Regions from separate parts of the Homo sapiens genome. Here all the other regions are linked to region 1. The links are chromatin loops, found by intact Hi-C in ENCODE. Cell type or tissue: heart right ventricle. All regions are shown on one strand.

The links. Hi-C counts contacts between places; a loop is a spot of excess contacts. Peaks named below come from ENCODE experiments on the same cell type or tissue, not always from the same donor. Only the 100,000 strongest peaks of a DNase experiment are listed, where the experiment ranks them.
Region 2: it touches region 1 in a loop (3.0-fold over the local background); 29 of 110 quality-filtered maps call a loop at or near these places.
Region 3: it touches region 1 in a loop (4-fold over the local background); 40 of 110 quality-filtered maps call a loop at or near these places.

Annotation. Positions count from the first base shown.
Region 1 is chr7:51,138,335-51,146,334 of GRCh38, reverse strand. The region is part of intron 5 of COBL (cordon-bleu WH2 repeat protein); the gene reads left to right. Among named protein-coding and RNA genes, the nearest start is that of COBL, 170 kb to the left of the region's middle. In heart right ventricle, CTCF peaks have their summits at 4,524 and 4,726; no DNase peak of the experiment used is centred here; H3K27ac peaks cover 3,736 bases.
Region 2 is chr7:51,068,452-51,076,451 of GRCh38, reverse strand. All of the region lies in intron 7 of COBL (cordon-bleu WH2 repeat protein), which reads left to right. Among named protein-coding and RNA genes, the nearest start is that of COBL, 240 kb to the left of the region's middle. In heart right ventricle, no CTCF peak of the experiment used is centred here; no DNase peak of the experiment used is centred here; H3K27ac peaks cover 2,255 bases.
Region 3 is chr7:50,676,262-50,684,261 of GRCh38, reverse strand. All of the region lies in intron 5 of GRB10 (growth factor receptor bound protein 10), which reads left to right. Among named protein-coding and RNA genes, the nearest start is that of GRB10, 100 kb to the left of the region's middle. In heart right ventricle, CTCF peaks have their summits at 4,813 (motif pointing right) and 6,841; no DNase peak of the experiment used is centred here; H3K27ac peaks cover 2,384 bases.

The DNA of each region.
Region 1 (8,000 bases):
TAAAAGGAGGTGGCAAGGGAGCCCCAAGGAGGGGCTGATTAATTATTTGTTAATTAATAATAGAGTACCCAAATTTGTGAGTGATTTACTTAAACAGACAAAAGCCATTCAGTTTCACCTGGAAAACATGATTATTCCCTCTCTGATACACTTTTTGAAGAAGACAGAAGGATGGAGTTGCAGCTCTTGCACAGATGCTGCTCAGAGGCTGGCACCTTGCATGTGAAACCCATGCATATGAAATCATGGGGCTTGGGGCCAGTAAAAATATTGATGGCTGATGCTCTAAGGCACTGTTCCTTAAGAGAGAATAAAAATGAGCCACCTCCAGCCTGGGCAGTGTGCTGTGATGGTCAGGAGCAAAGGTGAGAGCGGTGGGGCCCACTCTTGATTCCCAAACACAGATGCCTAGTGGGAGTAAACAAACGGAAAGATGCCTCCACCTCATTAGTAGTGGGGGAAGTGCAGTTCAAAACCATAGTGAGACACCGCTTCACACACACGAAAGACGGCTGTTCAAACAAAAGGAAAACAAATGTTGGCCAGGACGTGGATAAACTGGAACCCTTGTTCATTGCTGGTGAGAATGTAAAATGGTACAGCCACTGTGGAAAGCACTTTGGCTGTTCCTCAGTAAGTTAAACAGAGGAATAACAGGCCAGGTGTGGCGGCTCACTCCTGTTATCCCAGCACTTTGGGAGGCCGAGGTGGGCAGATCACCTGAGGTCAGGAGTTTGACACCAGCCTAGCCAACATGGCGAAACCCCATCTCTACTAAAAGCACAAAAATTAGCTGGGCATGGTGGCGGGTACCTGTAATCCCAGCTACTCAGGAAGCGGAGGCAGGAGAAGCTTGAACCCGGGAGGTAGAGGTTGCAGTGAACTGAGTTCGTGCCACTGCACTCCAGCCTGGGCGACAGGAGTGACACTCCATCTCGGAAAAAAAAGAAAAAAAAAAGAAAAGGAATAACATATGAGCCACAATTCTCCTAGGAATATACCCAAAAGAATTAAAAACAGGCCGGGCATGGTGGCTCACACCTATGATCCCAGCACTTTGGGAGGCTGAGGCGGGCTGATCACTTGAGGTCAAGAGTTCAAGACCAGCCTGGCCAACATGGTGAAACCCTGTCTCTACTGAAAATACAAAAAATTAGTTGGGCGTGATGGTGGGCACCTATAATCCCAGCTACTCAGGAGGCTGAGGCAGGAGAATCGCTTGAACCTGGGAGGCAGAGGTTTCAGTAAGCTGAGATCGCACCACTGCACTCCAGCCTGGGCGACAAGAGCAAGACTCTGTCTAGAAAAAAAGAATTAAAAACAAGTGAATAGTACACAAATGCTTGTAGCAGCTCTGTTCACAGTAGCCAAAAAGTAGAAACAATTCTAATGCCCATGAACAGATGAGTGGATAAGAATGTGGTATATACATCAAACATTCGGCCTTAACAAGGAATGAAATACTGATGCATGCTGCAATGTGAGCAAACCTTCAAAACATTATGCTAAGTGAAAGCCAAACACAAAGATCATATATTGTTTGATTTCATTTATATGAAACATATGGAACAGGTAAATCCATAGAGTCTAAAAGCAAACTGGGGTTTGTCCAGGACTGGGGTGGGGAAAGGGGATTGGGGAGTGTCTGCTTAATGGGTACAAGGTCTCCTTTTGGGATGATGAAAACATTCTGAAACTAGATAGTGGTGATGTCTGGATGATAGTGTCAATGTACTTAACACCACGGATTGTATGCTTTAAAATGGCTAACACGGTTAATTTTATGTTATTACACACATTTTGTTATCATAATTTAAAAAAGGAAAACAGCCAATGCTTGATCTGGCTCCGGGGTTTCGGATATGCTTGGATTGGTGTGCAGCCTGGGTGTGTGCATCATTAAAGCTCCAGGGAGTTCCGTGCAGCTGAGTTTTCGAACCTCTGCCCCAGAGCCAGCCTGTCTGGCTCCACCACTTCCTAGTGTGTGACCTTGGGCAACCAGTAACTCGCTGTACCTGAGTTTCCTTAGCTGTGAAATGAGGACCATGTAATTACCTTCCTATAGAGCTGGTATGAGGGTCAAGTGGGTTCATATATGTAAAATACATGTCTGCACACGAATCTATCACCATTTTCTGAGCCTGGAGTTTAGATTTCCTCCCTAACCGGCTTAGTTGTTCTCTTTGCACCTGGCAGGTGTCAGCTCACATGCCGCCCAGGTGGAGAGACCACACTTCTGCTAGCCTGGGACAGTCCCAGCAATGCTGATGTCACTGCATTCTTTCCCATTAGGCTTACTTTAGATCACTTGAAAAATAGTTCTATTTTGGATAATAAATTATGTGGCCACCCTCTTAACCCTCTTCTATAGCATGCTACATATAGGTAGTGATGAATGGTAAGTCCCTTAGAAGATTAGAGAGGGCAACATTATAAACAGTGCATCAGAGAATTAGTCTGCTCCCCCAGAAGAGAGGCTCTTGAACCACACAGCTACTTTTCCTGCTTCTTAAAAAATAAATCCTACTTTTCTTGAAAAGAAGTTTTGCCAAGGAAGAAATCTGATCAGCTTTTTTCCTCCACTCATGACTCAGTTACCTGGAGTTACAGGGAAGCCTTCCTGATTTGGTACACGTTTTAGAAACAATCATATTTATTGCACAGGAATTGTTCCCTTTTTTGTTTTGTTTCTGTGTCCTGTAGTGGTGCCCTTTCAGTCGGCACCCAGACCTGCCCCATGCACATCTACAGCCGAGTTTCTCATTCCTTTCCTGATCTAGTCCATGGTATTATTAAAATGCTCATTAACAGAATGCCCACTTAACACGAAATACTTGGTTTCGTTTGGAGAAATCCATTTATCTGGAGGAGGGCTACACATAAAGTATCACTCTTGATGAAGTATAGAAAACTGAACTTATAAGTCAGTTATTCAAAATGTGTCACCACATAAATTATGGCAAATTTTACATGTGCATTTGAGAGGGAAAAACCTTCCCTTTTTCATTAGGATTGTATTATTTTTATAAGTTGGAACCTCATTTTTCCCTGAAACTGTATCTAATTGAGTTTGCCTCAGCTGAAATCTCGCATCTGACCGCAAGCAGTCACACAGACACACACACACGCATGCAGATTGAGGCATGCCCTGTGAACATCCTTTCCCTGATGCTCTTCTCTGCTGCTGCCAAGCCCCCACTCCTTGCTTTTTAATTCTGGTCAGTCACTATGCTGCACATTATGACTTAACTTTTCATAACATTCTCTTGCCTTATCCTTCCCCTTTGATGCCCTTCCTCTTACTTTTCCTCCTCCACCTGCCCTGATGAAGTTTGCACCATGCACTGCATCTCTCCCTCCCCCTGGCTTGGCTGGAAATGAGCTTCTGCGGTCTGCTGTGGCCACTGTCACAGGATCCTGCCTGCCTGAGGACACACATCGCATGTCATCCATCTTTGAAGCACCCCGGGGCTCATTTCCTTTTAATTTACAAGCTTTTCAGAAACTTCTGCCTTTCTGAAATTGTCATTGTTAAGCATTCTAAACATTCAAATGCCTGGCAGATGGTCCTGCTTCATAAGACTGAAATACTGTCTGATAGCTCACCTTCAATCATGTCTTCCAGTTATGTTAAGGGAAAATAAAATACCAGCTCGGGCGCTGTAGCTCATGCCTGCAATCCCAGCACTTTGGGAGGCCAAGGCGGGTGGATCACTTGAGTTCAGCAGTTCGAGACCAGCCTTTCCAAGATGGCAAAACCCTGTCTCTAGTAAAAATACAAAAATTAGCCGGGCGTGGTGGCACGCTCCTGTAATCCCAGTTACTCAGGAGGCTGAGGCAGGAGAATCCCTTGAACCAGGGAGGCAGAGGTTGCAGTGAGCCCAGACCACACCATTGCACTCCGGCCTGGGTGACAGATTCTGTCTCAAAAAAAAAAAAAAAAAAAAAAAATCAAATACCAGTTGGATACTCTTTGTTTGCTCATTTTAAGAAAATGTCTTGCCAGGCGAGAAACCATCAGAGAGCTTGTGTGACACGGTATTTTGTTGGCTGAAGTATGCATCCAGACCAAATAGCTTCTGCCACTTTTCTTCTTCTAAATACTTAAAATGCCATCCCCCAGGCATTCCATGGGGTACTTGGCCAAAAAAGAGCGATCATTTCCTACTCGCCTCACCCTCTAGAAATGAGATTCCTAAGTTCCATTGTCCTGCCCATTCATGGTGATCAGTTCACATGAAGCTGGCATGCTTCATGGTTCTTTCTTTGCCGCTTCCTCGGAATCAGTGCAGGATTTCCAGGATGCCAGAAGACAGCTCAGGATTTGGCTCAGGGATTCAGCTTAAGGAGTGTCTGTCAGGAAGGCTGTGCCCTGAGGATAAGGAAATGCAAAGACAAAGACAGAGAACACCCTCTTGGGAAGGAAAGTTGGCCTTGCCCTTACCCAAGACTGTGCCAGCCACCACAGATGAGAAGCAGCATTCTCCCCATTCTCACCTCACCAGGAGCTTTGACAGACCTGAGCTGCTCTGCCCAACAGACCCCAGGGAGTGCCCGTTCGCCTCATCTGGTTTATGTCACATTGTTCTGCCTTGAGTCCTGTCAACACCTGTATCTGAAGAAAAGCCAGTGTGGATAACAGGTTCTGGAATCTTCCCTCCCACTCGATTCTTTAACAAAGCCTTAAAAAAAAAAAAAAAAGTTGTAAAGCCTTTCAAAAGGGGGCAGCATCGTCTAAGGAGAGGAGGCTGCAGGCAGCAACAGGAACATATTTCTAGTTTCATCTTTCTAGTTTATTCTATCACTAGGGAGCTGAGCCATCCTGAGTAGCTCTGTCTGGGCCTCAGTTTTTCTAATTTATTATATCACTAGGGCACAGAGCCATCTTGAGTAGCTCTGTCTGGGCCTCAGTTTTTCTCACCATCAAAACAGCAAACATCATGTCCTTCTAAGAGGATCTGATCCCATTTAGAAGAGCCTCTGCTGAGAGGATTGTTGATTGCCAGCTCAGAGTATACTTATTGTAACCAAAACATATCCCTTAACCTTGAAACAGAAATCAACATCTGAATTCCTCAATAGCCATGTCAAAAGATCTACTCAGGCTTTTAGTAGACTTGATTAAATGAGTCAAGGTATAATTGTATTTGTAGGATGGACACCTTTGAGAAATGGAAACAAAATGACCATTTCTCTTTTTTTTTTTTTAAATCGATTTAAACAGAAAGATTTCAGGTACAGCATCTCCTGTTTGTCCCTGGAAGTGTATTGTGCAGTACAGTAAGGGGTTGAAGTACACCAAGCCCCTTTTTGTTGTATGAACAGATTGATCCATCTTAGGCTGTGTGATGGGTGTGCTCGTGAGGCAGCTCTGTGAGGATATCTTCAAGAATTTTGGCAAAGGGAAATGGACCATGGCAGTCTGTGCTGACTCGAAATAGGGATGTTTACGTTGAACATGCTCAGCTTCTTGTCTGGTACTGATCTCTGATCAATTATAAGTCAATGAGCGAGGGAGACAACGTGTTCTCTGCGGTACCTGTGAGCCCTGAAAGTATTCCAGGAACACCCTGCACTCTCAGTGCCCTATCAGGTTCTATGGGGCACTTGTGCTGTCAGGGCCGTGCCCCTGCTGCCTGGTGCTAGATCTGCATAGCTCCTTGTCCCTGTCAGTGGAGTAGTGTTTTGTCGTCACAATGAAAGTCAAATAAAAGGAAAATAAGCTTTGCTGAGATGAGTACATTTTAAACAGAAGCAATCAAATATGTACATATATATATACGCACACACACACCCATGCATACATAAATGTTTGTGTGTGTGTAAATTTAAAATTAGGACCCATGTCAAAAGCACTTGTGGCAGATGATACTGGTTTTATTTTGAGCTGGCACTCAGATCTGGAAACGGTTAGCTTCCTCTTCTTCCTGTCTTCTCTCCCCAGATGCGCGTATGAGAGTCAAATCACTGATGTTTTACACTGAATGTAAGGAGTTAATTGGCTATCAGTGGTGTGGTGACATGGACACAGAGAGTTTTGCATTGTCTTTGGTGGGCGCCATTGAATTCGACTATCCATTGAATGACAGCAGCTGGCCTGGAGGAAGTTTAAATCCCACCAACCTAAGTCCCATGAAGCCTGAGATAGAAGGTTCTGTTTGCTTAGTTTTCTTTTCTGTTATTCATTGCTTTTTCTTAATGATTTATCTGGTTGCACTTGCAACTCCTGAGAAAATTTGATAAGATCATGACTGCCAACATCTGTGGATTTTGGTGCCAACCTTTGGTGAGAGCTATGACTCACTTCCCTACAAAAAAAGAACTTGATATTAAAAACATGTATATATTGACAAGCTTGGACAGGAAATCAAACCTCTCTTGCAGGCAAGCAGTGGCCTGTCCCTCATGAACTTTGCCACTTTGTAGCAGGAGACAACCAAGGAAACTGGGATAATAGGGGGGGCCAAGCTGTTTTGACTCCAGACTGCATGCATTAAGCTCTTGGTTTTCCCTTTGACTTCGTATTGATATGAGTCAGGACTTTAAAGGACTCAATACTTCACAATGTTTTCCTCCCACATTATTCTGTGGATTGCTTTCTAAATTCTGCGCACAAATTCCAAAAGTAGGGAAAGAAGATAGAAATGAAGCACAAGTATTCGCTGGACAACATAAAGTTTTTGGCTTCCCATGGGTTGAAGGTTGAGAAACACTGTTGAGTAGCAGAACTGAGAAGAGGGTCTGGTGGCTCAGGACCACTGGACCCTGCAATCGACCTCCTTGGGAGCATTGTGGGAGGTGGGAAGAGATATTTGTTAATTGTGTAGAGCAAATTAGGGGAGAAAAATCATCTGTTCTATTGAAATTCAGTTAAGTTCCAGAGTCACAGATGAAGGCCTCATGAGGAGCCCATTGTCTGAAGATAATCAATATCAGAACTTCTAGGAGGACTGGGATGGGGTGCACTTCCGCCTTCTGACTTTCTGCCATTCAAGGTCATCTCAGTGTGGCCCTCATGAGGTCATGGCCACCCAAAATAGGTATCAGAGAAGAAGGAAACCACATATATTAGACACTTCTAATGTGCTTTATCTAAATTACTTCATTTAATGCTTGTAACAACTTTGAAGGAAATGGATTTTTCCCCATTTTAAAGATGGGGATGTACCTACTTTATGGGGTCTATTCCCATTCCTTACCTTAAAAAATAGATAATGCAAAATGTCCAGGATGCTTATGACAGCAAAAAAAATTATGAATTAAAACCTGAAATCAATATGAAATGGAAGGGGGCTGTAAAGTTCTTTTAAGGGAGTATTCTGCACAGACCTTCCTTAAGTGCTCAGGGCACTTACAGGACAGAGGTGGATTCACAGCAGTATTGATTGATCAGTCAGGCAGGCATAGTTGTGGTGAGGACCGAGGACAAGAGGAACTGGGAGTTCCATGTCTAGACAGGGTGGAATGAAGACAAGCAATTAGATATGTGGTTGTGGAATGCACTGCCATGGACATCGTGTTTCTGGGACGTCAGATGGGGCATGTGTGCTTTAGAGATAGCAGGTGGCATGGGTACAGGTGTGTAGTTCTTTGACTACCACAGCTTTAAGCATCCTCCAAAATGTGTGTTCACATGTGTGAGTGCACGTTTGTGAGTGTGTGCACATGTGCGTGAGTGTGTGCATGTGCAGTCACTGTCAGCAGACGTTATGGATGAGGAAACAGAACAGTGTGGAAGGTCCCAGTGTCCATGCTCTGGCCATATGCTAAGTGACTACTGATGAGGAAAGATGGGGTTTGCATTCCCCCTGGATCTGGGGGTGTTTGTACAAACCAGCCATCCAGCAAAACACCTTTCCAGCTCCAGAACTGTGAATAGCAAAATCCCTTCTCTGGTTTGCTTCCTGTGCTTCATTTAGTCTTCTAGATCCTGCAGGGTTAAATAAATCTTGAGTTGCATCTCCCTGAGTCCTCCCTGTTGCCATGGAGGTGGATGTAAG
Region 2 (8,000 bases), 70 kb after region 1:
GTGGCTACAATCCTATCTCTACACTTGGGGACCAGATGCTCACTAAGGGCTGCTGGCTCGGTGAACAGCCATGTGCTGCTTGAGCAGAGGGCGTGGAACTGGAGAAGGTAGGACGGGAATTTGGCTGATGGCCCTTAGGTTGGGACCAGTCCTCATTAGAGTCCCCTAATGCCTTATTCTCAAATTTGAGCCCAAACTAAGTACTTTTCCTATTTCAAAACGAAGCAGTTAGTTCTAAAGCTTGTGACACAAACACAGTTCTGTGAGTCCTGTTTGTTGTGGGAAACACCCATGAAACACTACAGGTGTGGAGCTCAGAGCAAGCCCTGGGAAGCATTCTTGCCCTTGGCTGGTGTTTATTTGCCACTTTCCTTCCCTGGCAGGAGAGCCAGCCACACAGCTGTTCCTGCTGCCACGGGGCAGGCATGGCATCCAGGAAAACAGGAAGTGGGTCGTGAGCAAATGGGCCTTTTCATAAAATGGAAGGAAATCGTCAACTGTGGGAGCAGAATCTGTCCCTACTCAAAAGTACATTAGAAAAAAACGGAACTGAACTTTTAACCTGTTACTATTGTACCTTGAAAACCATTAAGTCAACCCAACATAGACTGAAGATTGGATGTAGCTTAGAAGTGAAGTAGTGAGAATCAAAATAGATCTATATATAGCTTTTCAAAAAAACCTTATGAGCCTATTTCTTTTTGCTAATTACTTCTTAGTCTTTTATTTACAAGGTACAATGTCCCTAACTTGAGAGAATTAAAGAACTTAGTGACAACTCAGTGGAACAGAACAGCACTTTGCCAGCTCATAAAAGCAGATCGTTAAAATTTCAGGAATTTTGCAAACCAATGGCTGAACAGATCCACTATTAAAAAGTAAATTATATAGACATACAATTAAATAAATAATATTAAAAACAGAGGTAACAAATACTAAAAACTCATCACTTCCTAATTATTTTAGTACATTTCATTACTATTTCAGTGTTCTTGAGGTTGTTTACATGTATCGGATCTGTAGGATTTAATGCTTTAGAATAGTAAAAATATATCATAGTGTGCTACTACACATCTCTTCACAGCACCGCATTCAGTGACTGATGTCAATAGCAGGAAATCAACCATCAAGAAACTATTTATAGCATAGGAATTAGCAAATGTTACAAATCAGATATTGATTGGTCTTGTTAATTGTCTAGATATAAGACAGTGATTGGGAAATGTAATAATACAGATTAAATAGAAAAGTATGTCATATCTGTAGCCAATACATTGTGAATAGCAGAAAAAATTGAGTTGTACATCCATTTTCCAAAAACCATGATCAATTCAGCCAAGTCATTCATGGGATTGACAAATGAGTAAAATTCCAACATATATCTTTCTGGTTTTATTCTCATCTTACTGTCTGATGCCATCATGTTGAAGTTATACTTCTTTGTTAACGGTAATAATTGACTGGCTACAGGTTAAAGAATCTGGGAAAAATTAATGAAAGCATTCTATGAGAATCAACTGGTAATACAGAATTTACAAAAAATAGTATTATGCATTTTATTATTACTTATAAATTTTGTGCTACTTATCCTTTATATAAGTAAAACTGATTATAACTATTTATACCTTTTTCCTCCAAAGAGCTGGTTACTAACCATTTACCAAAATACCACTGCAAAGTAGTAACAAATATGAATAGAAATGGTGAAAAGAAGTAATATTATTTAGTTAAGAAACCTGAGAACAGATTTCTTTGATTTTCATGAGTGCTCAAGCCCTAAGCTGATGCAAATAATCACAACTGTATTTTGTTTCCTTGAGCTTTAACTAGTAGCATGTACTCAGGTTACGTATAAAAACCATGTTGAAGAACTTCTCTTTGGGTTTATATAAATTTGAGTCCTTCCCAGAAATAAGGCATAAACATCTTGATTTTTCAACAATGGTTTGAAGTTGTTATTAAATATCATTACCTTCACGCCTGTAATCCCAGCACTTTGGGAGGCTGAGGCGGGTGGATCACGAGGTCAGGAGATCGAGACCATCCTGGCCAATATAGTGAAACCCCATCTCTACTAAAAATACAAAAATTAGCCAGGCATGGCGGTGCATGCCTATAATCCCAGCTACTCTGGAGGCAAAGGCAGGAGAATCCCTTGAATCAGGGAGTTGGAGGTTGCAGTGAGCCGAGATCGCGCCACAGCACTCTAGCCTGGCAACAGAGCGAGACTCTGTCTCAAAAAAAAAAAAAAAAAAAAAAATCATTACCTTGTTTTACTAGTTAAGAAGTAAATAGAGATTATGAATCAGGCATTCTCTTATGACAATAGTCTTCTAAACTGTTTGTCTCAGGAGGTTTTGGGTGCTGATGTGCACTCAGGCATGGCCCTTCTTTATTTTAATCCCTTTCCCCCAAGGCCTTCAGAGATTTAAAGCTACTCTCATGTAATAGCCCTTTGCACCACAGGTCAGTCTCCCACTAGAGAAAACAGCAGCACTCAAGAGGAGTTTGCTCCACAGGTACTTGGAGTTGATATCCATCTCCAACTCAGTAAATCAACCAGTATTCTCTAAGTTTATATGTGGGGCCTGCCCAGTGTCACCATTATCAAGATGGGATACACTGAAATTGAGGGCATCACAAAGCCATATGGTCTGTTTTCCTCTGGAGTTCTACAAGTAACTTAGACTGTTTTTCAAGAGGTAAGAAATAAATGACTTGCCTACCAGCTGCTTCGTGTCTCGGCTTGTAAGGACCTTAGGTTTCATACCAAATCCAAATAATTTTATGTGGCAACCTGAAAGACCAACCATGAGGGAAGTGATGCTTATGATATGGTTCTTACAGGAGGCAGAATCATATCTGTTGGATCAATAGGCCCTTTCCACAGCTGGCATACAAAAAGACTAAATGGAAAGGAAGAAAACAATAACAATATGCTTTGGCTGATAGAACGCTTGCTATGCAGTGTTAAATCTCCAGGGGCTGGAAAATGAATGATAATGGCAGATATTTATTTCACCGCAAGTGTGCGTTCACATTTTGCCATTTATTTTCCCCCCGCAGTTTATTGCTGTGCGTCATTCCCTACTCAGGCCAAGCGCTTCTGATGGACGGGCCTCTTCCTGACCTCGGACCTTTCCCAGTGTCTCTTCTGCCCTGGCTCTGATTTTCCTGTTGTTCTTCCTCCTTTCAGGATAAAAGGGCTCATTGTATACCCAGAATTTACTTCCTTTGGGGTTTACATATAAATGCATTAATAACAGAGATTTGTTTGATTGAGGTTTATATTTTTTTGAAGGAGGTAAATTATATGCAAATTTTAGGTTGATAATATTCACCTGTCTGAAATTCACTGATACTTGGAAATGTTCCTGTGAAGAACTCTGCTTTATTTTAATTCATTATTAATTCATGTTTTTCTTATTGGATATTCAGTTCCAGAATTTATTGCCAATTTTTCTTAAAACTAGATTGTATCCATAAATTGACCAGTATAGTCAATTTGGATAGAACTGAAACTTTCTGTCTACCTGGTAAAACTAAGTGCCTAAAAACATGAACTATAAATGTAGTTACTAGGAACTCACAACTTATATATACTATCCATTCAATGATACATAGGACCCAATGTCTTTGTGTTTTTGAGGTTTTCCTGTTACTGTGTACTTTGCCATTTTACATAGTTCACTAAAAAGAAAGAAGTGGGAGAAGAAGGGTGTTCTATTCATTATTCTATATTATGATTCTCTTCATTATTCTGTTCTCTTCATTATTCTATTCATTTCTTCACCCATTTATTCACTAAACAGTGACATAGTACTTACTTGATGCTAGGTATTACACCAGTTTTGTGGGCTATAAGAGTGAATAACAAGCACGTGACCTCTGGCCTTGGATTTTACTACCTGTGGCTCCCCAGGCACATGAAAAGAAGTAAAGATGGTTCCATTTGATAAGTACTAGTCACAAGGGTTGTACATGTGATAAAGATGCCAGAGGTTGTGACCACCATGTCTGTGCAGAGGTGCTGCTGGCTCCTCTTTGAGTGTGAGATCCCTCTGCAGTCACACAACCTCACCCAGTTACGAAGAGCTAGTCACCTCAACTGCATTGTCCCAAGACAGGCAGAGTAGGTAAAAATAGTCATATGTTAAAATTCAAGGTTTAGATAAAAAGACAACTAGTTCTTGCTTGCTTTGATTAACTTTTATTATGCAGATGCATTTGAACTGGAGAAGCTTGTCATGTTTCTCTCTAAAAGATGTTTTTAAATGTTATTGCTCAAAATGGAAAAAAAAAAAAAGAATCAGTAAGTATTCCTGACATGTAGGATTGTTGCCTGGCTGATCACAATGAAAATGTTAGCTATGACTAATGAAGGAATTATCACAACTTACATTGGTATTAATAATAAACAAATATAAGCCAAAGCTATATATAACCAATTTAGTGCTATGTATTGGTGAAAAAAACAGAAAGTTACAGAAATTACTCACAATGAAACATAGAACAAGTTAGAAAGGGCCTTTTTTTTTTTTGAAATAAAGGACTTTTGTCTGATAAGTAGCAGTCATTTGACCTCAAATCATTAAATGGGGAAAGTCTAAACAAGAAAAGGTAATGTTTACCTGAATGTTGGGGAAAGCATTAGGATTTATGGCCCAGACTTAAAGATTGTAGAAGATTGTATATAATTACAGCAATAAGCATTTGTGTAAGAAGTAGCTATTATGCTGAAGAAAGATGGGCACACAAAATCTCTAGGCAAATCCTTGGAACAGGGGAAAGTGATACTGCTCATAGAATTATTGGTTCGAGAGGCAGCAAATATGATGCAATAAGTATATCAAACTCAATTAAAAATAGAGGACAGAGGTATGTGGTGGGGGAAAACAAATGCAATAGGGCTAAGTCAGCTTACAGGGGGTGAATATAATTTGAACATGGCACCCCCAATTTACTTGATCATAAAGTTAGCCAAAGACATGAGTGGTCGATCTTTGACAATACTCTAGTGATCTCCATGAGAGATGGCCTGATAGATGTTGGATAGAATGAAGGGCCATTTGATGAACAAGTTTTGTAGATTTACATGTGACTTGGCACTGTGCTGACATTAGAGCCTTCTAAGAATCAGATAAATTAATTAGGTGAAACATTTTTTCCCAAAGCACTTGCATTTCAGAAAGTTTCTCATTTCTGACTCAGCTTAGAACCCATCCCTTGTTACAGGTCATTTCTCCTCCTTATAAGCCATGTCTGTTTCTTTTTTCCATCATGTCATACACCCTATCCACAAAAGATGGTAGCTCACGTTTTCTAACTAGAGACGTGCAGGCAAGTTGAGAGCATGAAGAATCCCTTGGGAATACCAATTCTGTAGCAAATGCTAAGGTAAAAGAAAAACTATGCATTATTTTTCAACTATAGTTGGCTTAAATTCTTAGTTTCACCCTGGAGACCATGTTGCCAGTGGACAATTGAGCATGCTGTGATTTATAAAATGCAAGCTAGTTTATATGATAATGTTTGCCATCTCACTTTACCAGTACTGTTGACCTTTTCATATGATTCTAAAATCACTTACTTGTAAATAAATACTCCTAGTTCTGTAGATGAAACAATTTGGAAAAGTCGTTACTGTTTACTCACTGACATTTTATTTTAGCACCCATTATAATCAGTCACACATCGCATCTGTGTTTGTGATGCTTATCAACTGTTAATTTTCACAGTTTTCATGCTAATTTGGATCCATAAAATGATACAGTTTGTTCACAACTTCCATAGCTCATGTAATGTAATTCAAAACGTTTCCACGTGCAGACTAACATTTCCCATAACAAAACAAACTTTTCTACCATAGGGATAAGAGTGCATCTTCCAAAAATTACAAGAGAAAGTGAGGGCCTTTCAAACAAGTATTCAAGATGTCTTGAGTCATCATAACCAATTACAGATTATCCAGACCCAGAAATTAATCCACATACAGAGCACTTGCTTCCTCTGGCTTCTCGGAATTTTGTGTGTGTGTGTGTGTGTGTGTGTGTGTGTGTTTTAACTGTTTCATCCTTCATACCCAAGGAATGTGGAGCAGGAGAAAAACCCAAAATAGCTTTTGCACCTTATTAGTCACCATGGTAAAATGACAACAAGCAAACTTCAAACACTTCAGTGAAGACAGAGGTTCAAGTATTAAATAAAATGAGGCTCAGGAGTTATCTGTATATTTTTGGTTTCTTTGCTTTATTTGTCACCAATAGCAACGCATAATTGGTAACCCTTTTGCCGAATAACTCCCTTTGCTGGAAGTTTTGTGATTTAAATTTACTGTTACTTCTGTGTTGATTTTACCCTTAAAGGCTTTATGTTATAACCCTTCTTTTTCCTTCTTATTAAGAAAATAACAAACTTTTATTACGTGAACGAAGCTGCATAAAATAAGGCTCTGAGTATATTTTTCAGTAAAGGGAAAAAGAAACCCCCCCAAAAGAGATTAGATCTATTGAGATTATTTAGACTGGACACACTGTTTCCTGGTTGATAAATCTGCTACAGGGCTTCAGGGCAGGAAGTGAGGAGAAAAAATAACCAAAACATAAAACCCAAACGCAAATGGAATAGTCAGTATCTATCATACTTTCTTCTTTGGCCCATAAGGGACAAGATTTAAAGAGTGGATGCATCCTTTCCTTGTATGTTTTGTGTGAATAAGAAGTGGTAGGGAGGAATATAAAGACATCCTGAATCACACAAATCATCAACCACAGGATGGAAATGGATGGCAGATTGCCATGTCTAGCCCACACACACATCCTCTCTGCCAGGTAAAGTTGCCAATATTAAAAGTCAGATTTGGCTTGAAATTCTGGTTCTTCCTGGAATGTGTAAAGAGCCTTCCCAAAGGGCTCACATCCTTCAAGTAAGCCTTGAGCATAGCTTGGCAGCAGGTGCTCCCTGAGCACAGGCCGGCACTTGCCATGCACTGCGGAGCCCACCAATCCCACAGCTAACACCCAGGCTAAGAATCCAGTATTTTCAGGCTCATGTTTTTCCAAAAAGAAATTTAAAGGGAAAGTGATTATGTCCTATAGTCAGGAGCCTGAGAGGACCAGAGAGGCAGATGCAGCACAAACTTACAGAGTTGCTGTTCCAACAAGAGAAGTGTAGTTGGTGGTGGAAGTAAGCATATTTGTATCTCTGGCCTGTTTCTGCCTCATCCCTGCGCCCTTCGCTTGGCCCTTCTCTCTCAATCATTTCTCTCTCCTACCTGGTCTCTCATATGGGCAAACCCCGAATCTGCACCCACAGTGGTGTATTGGCAGAGCTGTGCAGGGAATGCCCCAGAAGGCAAATTACCTTTCATGTCTGCTGGCTCCATTCTGCCCCTTTACATTGTCATTGTCATATTAGTGAGGATTGGGTGCGATCAGGCCGAGGGCAACGTTTTGATGAGCTGGAACTGTCACTCACTGCACAAGTGGCCTACATTTGGAGTCTTCAGGCTCCATAGCAGAAACCTTAGATGTGAAGAGTGAGTTACTTAAGTTCAATAAATATAAAATAATAGTAAATGGTTATAAATTGAGACGTTTAGCTTCTAGTAGGAAAACTACAAGTCTCCATTTAATATTGCAAAGTGAAGTGTAGGAAGAACATTGATGGGGATTTCTGGGTTTTATGCTATTTTTTATATTTCACAGCTTTATAGGAGTGTAATTGACACACAAAAAACTGCATATGTACAAAGAAAGTATATAATATAATCAGTTTCGACTCTTGTATACACCATGAAACCATCACTCACCATCGAGTAATAAACATCCATCACCCTCAAGTTTCCTTGCATCCCTTAGTCATCATTTTTAATCTGCGTATGTGTATGTATATGTGTATATGTACATAAGACATGCACACAACTATATATATTACTTTATGACAGTACTGTACATCGAATGGGAAAGTTAGCAAAATATAGGTTTTAATAACAAATCCTA
Region 3 (8,000 bases), 460 kb after region 1:
GATTGAGTTGCAGTTGTCTGGCCGCCAGGCTATCTGCATTTGATTCTGAAGTTTGTCCTAGACTTTAGCCTTTGCTACCAGTTGTCCTGGGGAAATGGGTGAGGGGCTGTTGGCCCAGCTGTGTGTAAAAGGAGATAGACTTTCTACATTTTTATAAGTTTAATTTAATGAGCCTCCACTGGCGGCGGCACTTTGCATGTGTCATTAAAGATAAACAGTTTTTTAAAATCCCACCTGCCATGTTCTGCAGGATTGGTGGGGAAGCATACACATTTATACTGAAAATTCTTATTTTTCTAGGAAGAGGAATCTATGTTTAGTGTAACTTAGGAAATGACTAGCCTTGTCCTGGTCCTTTAACAAGCCAATCTGCTTGGCATCACCTGGAGGGTAACCTGGGAACAATTCAATTTAAAAACTGCGTTTGTTTTTTAATTATTATTTTTAATTGTGGTAAAATATACCTAACACAATTTACCACCCTTACCATTATTTTTTATTTTTTGTTTTTTATTTATTTTTTTTGAGATGGAGTCTCGCTCTGTCACCCAGGCTGGAATGCAGTGGCATGATCTCAGCTCACTGCAATGTCCACCTCCCGGGTTCAAGCGATTCTCCTGCCTCAGGCTCTTGAATAGCTGGGATTACAGGTGCACACCACCACACCTGGCTAATTTTTGTATTTTTAATAGAGACAGGGTTTCGCCATGTTGATCAGGCTGGTCTCGAACTCCTGACCTCAGGTGATCCACCCGCCACGGCCTCCCAAAGTGCTGGGATTACAGGCGTGAGCCACTGCTCCCAGCCCATCCTTACCATTTTTAAATGCACATTTCAATGGCATTAAGAACGTTCACATGGTTGCACAACCTTCACCACCATCCATCCATAGAACTCTATTCATCTGGCAAAAATGAAACTCTGTACCCATCAAATAAATAACACCCCATTTCCTTCCCTAGCCCCTGGCCACCACCATTCCACTATCTCTAGGAATTTGACTACTCCAGGGACCCCATGAGCAGAATCAGATAGTGTTTATCCTTTTGTGACTGGCTTATTATGTCCTCAAGGTTCTTCTGAGTTCTAGTGCGTTTCAGAGGCACCTTCCTTTTTTGTGGCTGAATAATATTCCATTGTGTGTATATGTGCCACATTTTCTTCATCTGTTCATCTGTTGAGGGGCACTTGTGCTGTTTCCGCCTTTGGGTTGTGAATAGTGCTGTTGTGAACAAGGGTGTACGATTATCTGTTGAAGTCCCTACTTTCAATTTTGGGGGGTATATACCTGCTTTTACTTTTTAAAAATAGAACAAAGAAAGAAAAACAAATTTGTATTTCTTCTAAGCTTTGAAGATATTTAATTATTGAATATGAATAAGCCCAAATTTCCCCATTGCAACATTTCAGTGTGAGCGTTGAGATTTAACAGATTTATGTTTCCCTCCCCTTTGAATTGGACCAGAAAATATATGCTGACAGTTACTAATTAATAAAAACCATTTTCTGTCATGAAATCTCATTCCTTAGGCCACCTTTCCTCTCTGATTCAAATATATTTTCCAAAGTGTAAATACTCATTTCTGATTTAAAACTTTTCAAACCACTGCTATAAAGTGACAAGCCAAAAAGTACAGAAACAAAGTAGTATATATATTGGTTTTTAACTTGTCAAATACTTAACTGGAAATACTAAAGGCCTGAAAGATAAAAAGCAAAAATGAGGGTCATCCCTTTGTTCGGGTGATGTTGAGCCGACATGATCATTGATTTTCAAATACGGTTACCAATCCTTTTCACACACTTACCCAAAAACACCAAATAGCAGATATCATGGCTCTGACCCTGCCTGAGGGCACGTTAATGACTTTTCCCACCTAAATCCCAGAGCCTGGGGAAAACGTCAGCAGAGGTGTAGGCCAAAATGAGCAGAGCCTAGCAATCTACCCAAACAGATGCCAAGGCAGGCTGCCACCTGCCAAACTCTCTTCCTCACTGGAGTGACTCACCACACTCTGGACAAAGGGGTCAGGGGCTCCTAAAATTGCTGTGTTTAGCCAACTGCTCCAGGCGTTCTGAGGTGAGCTACGATCCCTTCTCAAGAGTCTCTGGATTCCCTTATGCCCTTCAGGTCCCTTCCCAATATCTTGGTTCCCAAGGTGGCCAGTGCTGGGGGGCAACAGAAACATTGGGTTGAGTGGGTAGCAGGGCTGCCTCCAGCCAAGGAAAGCAAAGCCCCCTACCATCTCCTGCTCTGTTTCTTCTAAGGATCACCTGACACACTCAGGATTCATCAACCCGGGGCTCAGAGACTCCTCTGCTCAGCACTGACACACCCAGAGTCAGAAATTCTATTAGGTTGGCAGCCCTGGCTGGTGAAATTAAACTCCTACCAGGCGCAGAAGCAGGAAGGCTAGGGCAAAATGACTTAAAAGGGGAAGTTACACCTCACATGGAAGGCAAGGGTGCAGCCCCCGTGAAACGTGAAAAATGCAAATGGAAACTTGAAGAAAGCATGTCAAATGTTTACTTTTGCATTTTGAAGGAGCCCCATAAACTCAAATACACTCAGATGCCCAGGCAGTCTTTTCAGTGCTTCATGGCAGGCTCCGTGTGCACACAGAGGAAAGAGGCTCATAAACCAGATTATTCTGGCAACAGAATCATTTCCTGGTTGTTGCGTTGTAAGAATCCTCTCTCCTTCCACAAGGGAGATATGATTTTAGCAGCTCATTTGTAAAATACAGGTTTTTCTCTATCCACTGTTAACAGTCACATTTTCAAGGAAACAAAGAAGAAAGGGTCTGGAGAGCCTTAAGGTCGGGCGGCATCCTGGGAGCCATAAACACCATCGCCCCTCGAGTTGGGACTAAGAGGAGGCCGGAAGACTGGAGCAGCTTGCCTAAAGTCCAAAAGGGCCAGGGATGCAGCTCAGGGCTGTCTGCATATCCGATGGTAGTCTTTGGGGTAGAGCCGGAGGCTTCTCCGTGGAGGGGCTCCCCTTCTTGTCTCCCAGCCTTCTGCACCCTGCCAGGCAGCTCATGAGCTGTGCCTGCTCTGTGCCTCATCTTCGTGGTTGTAGACTGAGATTTGGCTCTCAGTCGCTTCTTAGTTGCTTTGAATCTAAATAGCAGCCATAGATACTTAAACACTCAAAGGGCGGGGTAGTGCTTTATTTAGAAAGAATGTGTATATTTAAATGTAGCTTTAAGGAGAGCAGAGGACAGATTTTATGAAAGCAGAGAATCAGTAGTCTCCATATTTTGTGTTATCTGTAGAATTGTTGAGTAGGGCCCTGGATCTGTAAGTCATATTGGGATCTTCTTGGAGGAGGGTCTGGATGGAGTTTCAAGGTAGCAGAAGACAATGCCCCTGCCCTCAGGGAATTGGATATAGGATTAAATATGCATGCAGCCTTCCTGGATACACTAGCCTGCATTTGTCTTAGGAGAAGAAAAAAAACATTCTAAGAAAAATAATTAAGAAACCACCTGTAAATAGTAATCAGGAACAAGTGAGTGTAGCCTCAGCAGACTGAGAGGATCCTTGTGATTTTAGCTTTGTCTAACTATGTTATGCCCAGGATATATGTTTATTTTTGTCCCATTTTATGTCATCACAAACTTTGAATATGCTTTGGATGGCGATTCTGCCCATGTGGCCTGTGGGTCCTGGGAGTCGGAGTGGAGACTTCTGAGTCTCCATAGGCACCAGCACTGATTGGAGCCCTGCCACTGCCCATTAGCATAGGCCACGACTCTTTTGCAGATGTGTCTGTACATAATGAAAAACCAAAAAACGTATATTCTTACAAATTGTTAAATTCATCAGTTTGTTGATATGTGTTTTCTCAATTACTAGAGACTGAAAATGGTGGTTCCCCTTGTCTTTTGTGAGCTGGGTAGAGAGGAGAGGATGCCATTTTCAACAAAGGTTGGGAGAAGGAAGTTTCTCTTATAAACACTGAAAGCCAAGAGTTATGACTGTGTAGCTCTTTCTAGGTACAAGGATATTTATATGCATTTGCTGGACAGACTAATTCTAGGGATTTTATTTTCTGCCTCAAATCCTGCCTGTGTGTAGGAACCCGTGAAATAAAGCATTGATTCCATTTGTATTTTTATTTGGAGTTGTGGTTAGGTGGTTTGCTTTTGTGTTTGCTGAATATCTTTAAATACCATAAATATGATAGAGAAGAATACTCTAACCATATAATACCTGGTTTTCTTATTCTACTTACTTATGTCCAAACTCTATATATGGGAAATTAAGTGCATGTGACTAGAATACATGAGAATAGAAGATAAATTGTTGTTCAGAAAGCTGTTTCAGTAGAAGGTTAAGTTATATTTGCACAAAGTTTTAATTGGTTAGAAGTTAACAGAAATTGCTTGCCAAGTGAACATGGTCTAGTGGAAAACACTTTTGCAGCCTGACCTTCACTTCTTTTCTAGATAGAAATGTGTAAGGACTTTGGCTTTTGCACATGTGTTAGAGACTTTTCATGTAAAGTGCCATTTATCTGTTTCTTAGGGACTGAATCTGCTTTGACTTAATGATATACCCCCACCCCAGCTGTTTATGACTTAACAGGGTATATCTTCCATATGAAAATGGGGGAAGGGGGTAGTGGAGAAAGCTCTGAAGGCATCGCACACTGATGGAAGCTTGTGTAGGTCTGTGAAGAAGGGATCGTAATGGACACGTCCTAAACACATGGTGCAAATAACATGTCCTTATGTTGCCAAATCATTTAGTAAAGTGAATCCAGTGTCATCTTTAATCCCTAAACAATGTAAAGAAGACACTAGATGGTGCTGTAAACTAAGAAATGTATTGGTGAAGGTGGTGAGATGGTGCTAGAAGTTAAATCCTCTGTCCCCGGAGTTTCTCTGTCCTCTTTGCCTTTTCCTAGTCAGCACACCTAGCCTGCTGCATGGAAGACATTTACTCGTGATGATTTATAAGCCCGATGCAAATGTGTTTCGCTGAGTTTATATCTATTTTAAAACTAAGCCAGCCTCAGTTTGCTAATGACAGTGAAACTAGATGAGATGTGAATTTGAGATCAGACAAGCTACTCAAATATTTGGGGCAAAGTTAATACCCAGTTTTGGACTGGGTTATTTAAAGAAGGAAAATAACTATTAATAACATGATTGACAGCCATGTTGTTTGACCTATATTTGTGCAGAAAATACATTCTTATAAATCCGTCTGAAGTGAAATTTTATATATAAAATTATTTTTTTCTTCACCTTTCACTATTCCTCCCAGTGGGGCAGCCCCATGGAAAATATTTTGGCGTCAAGTTAACATTAAATAGACAATCTGAATATTCACTGCGAGAAGCATTTGTTTACTTGTTTCTCCCACTTCTGTTACGTGGCAGAAGGCCTTTCACAAATGGGTGATTATTGATCCACTTGGATTCATGGGACCAGACAAGAATTTTGCAGTTGACCACACCCACAGAGGTGGCACACAGAGTCCTTACTGAGGTAGACCAGCTGACAGAATAAACGCCATAGGGATGCTTGTAAGAACTCAGTGTGATTTCAGTCGTATCTTAATGTAGTAATTAAAAAAAAAATGGTGTAGAATATGAAAAATTGTCTTCTTTTGAATCAAACCTTTAAAACCCCTGTTTGGAAGATTTAACTGTCGCTCTTCGTTAGAATTTAGTGAAGCTTACAAGTCAGAGAACCATAATTGATTTTATTATCTAAACAGATAAAATGCTAATGAACCCCACAGGACATTTTACAGTTGTTTCTAAAGTATGGCATTTAAAATTTCTAAAAAGTTTTATTTTTGCTGTAATGGCTCTGGAAAGTATGAAGGTTTGAAACATCCAGATAGAGTGGTTGGATTCAGTTTATGAAGATTATAACCTATTGAGTTACCAGATTGACCTGGCTTTGTTGAAAATATTCATGATTGAATGTATTAAAGTAGAAAATAGTTGTACAAATAATCCACCTCAGAGGAGAGTAAAAGCATTTTGAGGATATGTGTTGTGTTTATATTTTGGCATCTGTTACCTTATATTTACTTTGAATAATGACAGAATTACTTTGCATTTGACCTAATTGCAGAGCTATGACCCAGGAATGATCTGGTTGACTGACAGAAGGCTTAGCAGGAAAAGGACAGGAGACCCCGGGGGCTGCTTGCCTGGGGAGCACAGCCAAGGGGCTGTTAGGAATGCATAGAGAGAAATAACTGCACATGAAAATTCCCCAGAGGGAATGAAAACATGTTATTTTCCTAGAAGAGAACAGTCTCAGAGTAGGAACTGTACCACTGTTTTTATTTCCAAAGCAGGATTAAAAGCCTGGCATTGAATTGGCAGAGTGGCCCCACAGCACACGTGTATGTGTGTGCAAGTGTGTGCATGTGTGTGGACATGTTCGCACGTGTGCACGTGTGTGGCATTGAGACCAACCTGCATCACCCAAGACTGACTATACTTAACAGTGAACTTTGTGTTTTGGCCAGTATTGACTTTTAGATGGCCCACTGAGATAGAAATATTGAGCTGTTAATACGGTAAGTTAAGAGTGGCGCTCGTGCTAATTGTTTTGCAGAGCTTCAATTAAGCAGCTATTCCCTGTCAGCTAAATAGGAGTGTAGGAGATGAGTGGGTGCGTGATGCATACGTTCTAGAACTTTCCTGAAGCCCCAGATTCGTGGTCTCCACTATAACTTTTCCTCAAGATGGATGCAGCAGTCTCAATAAATACAGAACTGAGGTCTTGTCTTTGGCAGGCAGAGTTCTCTGGACTGCAATTTTCGCTCCAGCAGTTGGCAGTGAGGCTCTCCTCTCCCTGAGGCCACAAGCCTTCTGGGCCTCGGGTAGCTCAGGCAGGTACATGCCTGCCCCTCCAGGGGTCCTGATTTTTTGCCAACCAACTCTTCCCCACCCCACCTCACCCCAGCTATGAGCAAGAGTTCGCCTGCTGACTCTGAGTGTTCTTCCTTGTGATTAATTATTGATTATGCAGTAATTATTAATTATTGATTCAGCACTTTGTCCTTTTAATATCTGGCCAGGATTAATATTTGACCACTCACAACCTGAACCATGGCAACATCTCTCTTCTTCCCTCCTTCCACACAGATCCTGGGCACACAGGGCCCTGCTTGCTGCGTCTCAGCTGCTGATTTCACCCAGTCCGCATCTTCGGATCCATCTGACCCCTGTTTTTCTAAGGCAACCTTCCTCTTCCAGCCTGATGCTCCCCAGCCCCTGCCCTCTCCCCTGGCCCTGGTTTGAATGTGGCCTCTGTTCTTCCAGCAAGGGCTGTGCTGGCCAGGCCTCAGTGATCTCATCGCTGCCATTTCAGCAGCCTCCCTTCTGTCCTCACCCCTCCCTTCTATCTGTCTGTCTTCACCAGGATCTTGAGCGTGATCTGGCTAAACCCTGCTCCTACTGTCCCACCCACTCCAGAAGCCCAAGCACTACCCCCGGGGGTGACCCTGCCCACTCCATACCCCCTCTGCACTACCGTGGTTGCCCAGGACTTCCCTCCCTCATTGTTGTTGTTTTGTTTCCTTATGTCTTGTCTTGTTATGCCCTTTAGCCTTGAGAGATGAGGGGAGCCCTTTAAAACAAAGGCCTTCCTAACCAGAGGGCAGAGTGCCCCTCTGAAGCTTCTGTGAGGAGCACACACCTGGTAGGAGAGAATGAGGGATGCAAAGCTTATTTTCAATACCGCTTATGTGACCTTGGGCAGGTGATTTAATTCTTCCAGGCCTATTTCCTCAGCTGTTAAGCCAGGTTAATAACGATCACTTTTTGTTATTTTGTAAGAAATAGATGAAATAGGGCTAATAAATAACATCTTCCTGTTTACTGTGTGCCAAGCTGTGTTATAAAGCAGATAATAACTAACCTAGTCCTTACAACCCCCCCCCCCCCCCGGTGGGGTGGACACTATTGCTAAGCTCATGTTAGAGTTGAGGACTCTTAAGAAATAGGAAGCCCACGTCCTGGG